Linked DNA regions of Homo sapiens: region 2 is linked to region 1. A link is a contact called in ENCODE Hi-C or POLR2A ChIA-PET data. All regions are on one chromosome and are shown on one strand. Each heading gives the region's core, a stretch centred on a gene start or an enhancer-like site at or near the end of the contact. The rest is flanking DNA. Distances are from core to core; before and after follow the strand shown.

What was found. Hi-C counts contacts between places; a loop is a spot of excess contacts on that map. ChIA-PET counts read pairs that join two places held with the same protein, here RNA polymerase II (POLR2A). Pooled maps may share reads with other maps.
Region 2: a map of PC-9 shows a loop between it and region 1 (6-fold over the local background). The contact joins two enhancer-like sites. A Hi-C loop is called at or near these places in 14 of 168 maps with a recorded cell type or tissue (B cell, PC-3, PC-9 and 10 more), 11 of 37 single-sample maps with no recorded cell type and 15 of 50 pooled maps. POLR2A ChIA-PET finds 5 or more read pairs at or near these places in 2 of 52 experiments (PC-9 and activated B cell).

The regions. Positions count from the first base shown.
Region 1 is chr13:40,401,069-40,403,908 of GRCh38, forward strand. All of the region lies in intron 6 of LINC00598 (long intergenic non-protein coding RNA 598), which reads right to left. Among named protein-coding and RNA genes, the nearest start is that of LINC00598, 79 kb to the right of the region's middle. Within about 2 kb of position 1,488, at least 25 of the 41 ENCODE cell types and tissues checked have a DNase peak (open chromatin) inside an H3K27ac peak, as active enhancers do; they include PC-3, PC-9 and ascending aorta, where a contact is called at or near this core.
Region 2 is chr13:40,452,251-40,455,090 of GRCh38, forward strand. The region is part of intron 5 of LINC00598 (long intergenic non-protein coding RNA 598); the gene reads right to left. Among named protein-coding and RNA genes, the nearest start is that of LINC00598, 27 kb to the right of the region's middle. Within about 2 kb of position 1,466, at least 8 of the 41 ENCODE cell types and tissues checked have a DNase peak (open chromatin) inside an H3K27ac peak, as active enhancers do; they include PC-3, PC-9 and ascending aorta, where a contact is called at or near this core.

The sequences.
Region 1 (2,840 bases), core at 238-2,737:
TTCTAGCTATATTGAACTGAAGAAAAACATAGCCACTGTTGTAGCATGGAGAGGCCAGGGATACTGGGTGCCACAGGGGGATTCTGGAAGAAGGAGAGACTAGATTTGGGGAAAGAACCATCTGTCTCTGCAAAAGGCCCCAACTTTCCTTCAAAAACTTATTTTCTATTAGGCCTTTGCCCAAACTTAACAACAGATATTTATGTAAAACTGCCTATGTGCCAGGCACTCTTCTAAGTGCTTTACATAGAATCCTAACAACAGTCCAATGAAACAAGTACCATTATCATCCCCATTTTATAGATGCAGATGCTAAGAACTAGAAGGATGAAGAAGTCCAGAGAGTCTCAAAACTGCTTGGGATTTATATCAGTACCTCTAGGAAATGTGTTAAAATGTAAATTCACATCCTCCAGGATTAGGCAAAGTAACTAAGAAAAAAGAAAATTGAGGACTGACAAGAAGACCAAAGGTGGAACCCTGAGAAACAGCAGCTACATTTATGGGACAGATGGAGGAAGAATTGACCTCAGGGTGTGGTGTGAGAAGGTAGCAGGAGAGCCAAGGCAGGGTGCTGTCTTGGCCATTCAGGGAAGGGTGTTCAAATAATGAGGTCACGTCAACCATTTCAGGAAGGTATTGGGAAGTGTTTGCTGGGATTGGCAATTAGCAGGTCACTTACAACTTTGTTGAGAAGAGTTTTAGTGTCGTGCTGGGGAAAGAATAATGGTCTCATCCTCAAATACCTTGTAAGACCCTTGAAGGAATCTCTCTCTCTCTCTCTCTCTCTCTCTCTCTGCGTCTGTTATCTTTGACCAGGCTTATACACAGTAAGTGCTCATTTTGCTGATTTTGCCATTGCTGACAAAGATAATGACATTCTACTATTGCTGTTATGAAGTCAAGAGCAAAAGATGGTGTGTATGTGAGTTGAGATTTCGAAAATATGGGTGCAGGAGGCAATTACCCCTCAATTTCAGTTAGGTAGGAAAGGGGGCAGGCAGACAGAGCTTCCTGCATTGCAGAGAGAGATGACCACAGGATGCCCCATAGACAGAGACCAACTCTACTCAGCCAGAGAGAGAAACTGCAGTTCTCCGATAGTAAATGCAGTTGTCCCCTCTTATGGAGACTCAGCTGCCAAAAACTTAGGTGAAGGTTCAAGGTCACTGTGAACCCAGGGCCACCCTGAAATGCTGTCCATTTGTCTGCCTCTAGTCCTTTTTCGGCTTCTAAAGTCCAATCATTCTTTGCCCTTATAACCACTCTGGTGTGTCTTGGAGAGAAAACACAGTTCTTCACGGTTTGCCAGTAGTCGAGGGAGGAATCTGAAAGCTGACTGTTTCTCCCACAGCTTCAGGAGCATTAAAACTTCAAAAGAGGAACTATTTATGCTGTCATTACCACAGCGGTCACTTCTGCAGGATTTCTTTCTCTGATGCAGCACTGGTTGGACACACTTGGCCCAGGGCCGAGAGGGGAGAGGAGGGCGTTACAGAGACACTGAGTCATCCTGCCTCCTCCACGCCCTCCGCAGCTGCCCCTCACTGCACTTCCTCCTCCTCCTCAAGTTAAAGGTCAGCCTCTCATGCTCGTGCCAAGTTTTGCGAAACACACATACGCCAAAAAAAAAAAAAAAAAAAAAGGCTTCAGAAAGGGTAAATTTTTTAACATGAAAAGAAATAAGGAAAGCCTCCTTCAAAAATACATGCAAAAATAAGTAATCCTTCCCCCATACTACTTAATAACTCCAGAATGATAAAAATTTTCCAATTGTGAATATGTAAGGAATAAAATAAAAGGAATGAATGCCCCACTGTGTTAATGCAGCCCTTTTTAAAATGATCCTAATTTCTTCCAGAAGGCTCTGGAGGGTAGATTGCAAGGTTTGTCTTAATATAGAATTATTCCCTTCTCTCCGCTTGTCTTTAGAACCAGTGTGAACATGGTGATATTTTACAGTTGGCAACCTGTACTTCGCTGCTCAAAAATGCTGCATTCCAAGGGCTACAATCATGCATTGTGCATTTGAAATGCCTGTTGCTAAGAACAAATATCAACCCCAGGACGACCCCACTCAGCAGATCGGCCAACTCCCGCACAGAGCTGTTTCCCGACCTCTGGTCAGAGACAGGAAGCCCATTGGACCCTAGGCCCAGGCAAGTGCGGAGGGTTCCCAGGCAGGTGACATGGTAAAATGTAGACGACTAGCTCTCTGTCTGTCTTCAGGATAACGTCTGCCTCCCACCCTTCCTGGTCCCAGCTTAGGAATGTATGCAGCCCTTTTATGTGCATTGCCAGGAGGCTTGTGAAGTAGATTGGACAGAGGTTTTACAGCATTGTTCCTATTTAACTGATCAAGGACTGAACCTTGTAGTTTAACAACATGAAGTTGTACGGGAACAACTAAGCAGTTGCTGGACTAAAACCCTCAGCTTCCGAATCGCAGCCCCATTAAACTCACTTCCAGCCCCGTTGTACCCTCTTTCCCCATGAGGCCGCCCCAGTGGTGCTGAAAACAGGGACTGACCTGGTTGCAACGGGAGCCTGGGGTCCTGTTCTTTGCATGTTCCCACACTGCCCTTAAAGGCTGACTGCCCCGTGGGCACTGTACATCTGCAGATCACTCGCTTTCGACATTCAGAGACCTCCATCTCATGGCAGGGTTGCCCGTGTCCACACCTCGCACTTCTCCCATGCCACTTACAGCCTGTTTCAGATTAGTTTTAACAATTGTTTTCTGGAGATTTTCCAAACTTTCCTCAGCCAAACAATCAGGGAAAGGGATAGGCCTGGCGCCGTGCAGAGGAATGGAGCCCTTCCCGCCCTGGAGCCACCTC
Region 2 (2,840 bases), core at 216-2,715, 51 kb after region 1:
ACATCTCCCACTGGCTAGACACCAGTCAGAACATATTCAAAGAATTCAAAGGCTTCTCAGTAAAAGACAAACCAGCTTGAATTTGGTTCCAGTATTCAGATGGGGAGCCAGCAGCACTTGGCAGTCCAGGAGCTCAGTAAGTGTCCCCAGGGACAGTTGCAAGGGACTGATCTCTCTATGGTTCCCCCAGCCACAGGAGGAATCAAGAAGTTTTATTTCCTCCCATGTATATCCTGAGGCTTGAAGGTCCTGTCGTTCAGGACACAGTTTGAAGGAGGAAGTTGAGTGCTGTTCCCTGTGGTATGACCCCTGCACTGAAGACTGACCAGCAGAAGTTCTAGCCTGGTGCTGGGTTCCATAACAAATCTGCTGAAGTTCCGTCTTTGCGTAACGGAGGCTACCGTCTGTTCCTGAGCACAGGCTGGAGAGAAGGGTCTTCGCCTCTTCAGCCAGGCTTAGCGCTGGCAAAGAAAATGAGCTTCTTTATACCATGACCCTGAGTAGTAGAGACAAAGCCATTTCCTCCAGTCCCATAAGAAGTGGCACAAGAGGCAGCTCCAAGAAAATGGGCATTTTAAAAGCATGTGTGTTTGTGTGTTTCAGTTGCTTGAGAAATAACTTCCAGGTCCTTCTCAGGCATGCTACAAAGCTAATGCCATGGGTGATTCAGCCTGAGGACGGCAGTGCTGTTGCCCTTCCATAAGCTCCTAGAGCCATGACAATGTCCTCCCCCAGAGGTGCTGCAGTGAAGCCCACATTTGGAAGGCAAGACACACTCCTATGTCACACAAGCTTTCAGTCATGACACAGCCTACCTCACAGCTGAGGTGCCTCCAACCCTGTATTCACTGGAGTCGTTCAGGTGTGTGTTCTGTGAAACTGATCAGCCTGTTTAATTTGGAACTTGCCTATGATTGCCCCATCAGCCTATGTTATTCTGGGCTTCCAACTGTACATTTCAGATCCAGTTTTCACATGCCTGAGAAACTGTGTTATGAGACAACTAAGATATTTAAGAACTTTTATAAGCATTTTCACTGAACTCGCAAGTTTGCTTAGAGCAGTGGTTGTCAAGGTAGGATCCCTTGGCCTAGGTGTGCCAGCATTGCCTGGAAACTTGCTAGAAATATACATTCTCAGGCCCCACCCTAGAAACCCAGGGGGAGGAGCAGCAATCTGTGTTTTAACAAGGCCTTCCATTGATGATTCAAGTGTTTGGAACCACTGGCTTCACCACGGTGGGGGAAGGCAAATAGATACACATATGAAATCTCTCAGTATCATCTGAATGTAGAATAATTTTTCCCACTAAGCAAAAGCCAAGCTTCTTGTGTTAAAGTAGGAAATGAAACATAGGGTTGAATTTCACTTCATGGATCTTCGTCAAATCTGTTTCTCTTGGAGCAGAATTCTTAACCAGGCAAATAAAACAGAGCAGAAAATGCCCTGGGGGATATTTTAAACACCCCATTGTTTTTGGCACAGGAAGACATAGTCTTTACCTCTCAGTTGCCTCCAGGCAGCTCCTGTCAGACAACTCAATTAGACTGATGTGGGAAGCCGACAGGTTTGCGGTTTATCTCTTCCAATGCTGGCTCCAGCATGACCATGTTCTTTCTTTTTTTGAGACAAGGTCTTGCTCTGTCACCCAGGCTGGAATGCAGTGGCGTGATCACAGCTCTCTGCAACCTCCGCCCCCTGGCCTCAAAAGATCCTCCCTTCTCAGCCTCCCAAGTAGCTGGGACCACAGGGGCATACCACCACTCCCAGCTAATTTTTATATTTTTTGTAGAGACGGGGTTCCACCAGGTTGCCCAGGCTGTTCTCAAACTCCTGGGTTCAAGCGATCCACCCTCCTTGGCCTCCCAACTGCTGGGATTACAGGCATGAGCTATCATGCCTGGACCAAGACCATTTTCAAGATCTAGTAAGAAAGTTGGTGAAAAACGACAACCACATAATCTGTGTCACAAAGACAGATAAAATACTTTCCAGTTTATCTGGTCACCTCTCACTGAAAACAGGGATGCTGCTTGACACACACAAAGATTTTCTTGGTAACAATATCGAATACCATGACTGGCAGCTCCCTCTGAGAAAAATGGTAGGTGAAATAGAAAGCTAACCTATCTAATGTTTGTTTCCCTTCTTTTTCTCATTAAATAAAAAAGCCAATATTACAAATACTAACTCTGTCTTTCAGAGACTAGAGAATGTTAACTCTATTTCAGAAACCTGAAGATAAGGTCTTCCCTTAGAAATCTGCCAATGGTTTTATGGTTTTCATCAAGGAACCAGTGGCCTGGTTGAAAACTTAGCAACTTGAGAGACCTTAAGTCTCTCAAAGGATATAAAATCCCATTTTGTCAGAAATACCAGACTTGTTCAACAAAGATGTTCAGTTTTTTAAAATATGAATAACATTTGAGTTCTTATCTCACGTCTGATTTCTTAATTATTCAGTTTAATTAGTTGCTATTTAATAATGCTAAAACTAATCAATAAAAAGAAAGGGGAAACTGTAATGTTGCTGTCTCCACCATTATTTAAATATAAAAGAACTGTCTTTCAATGAAGTTCATAGGATTAGTTTCCAATTCTTATTTTTCTTGAAAATCCATTTTTTGGTGGAATAATGTTGTTATGTAGTTTGCTAAATACTTGCTTTTTTATTAAATTTAGGAATGGTTCTTAAATGTTTTATATTGAAATACTTATCATTTTTTTCCTATGCCCTTGAGGTGATGTGTTATATAAATTGATTTATTAATATTTAATTATCTGTACATTCACAAATAAGGCATATTTGGTCATTTATTATTTTGCTGCATTGTTACACT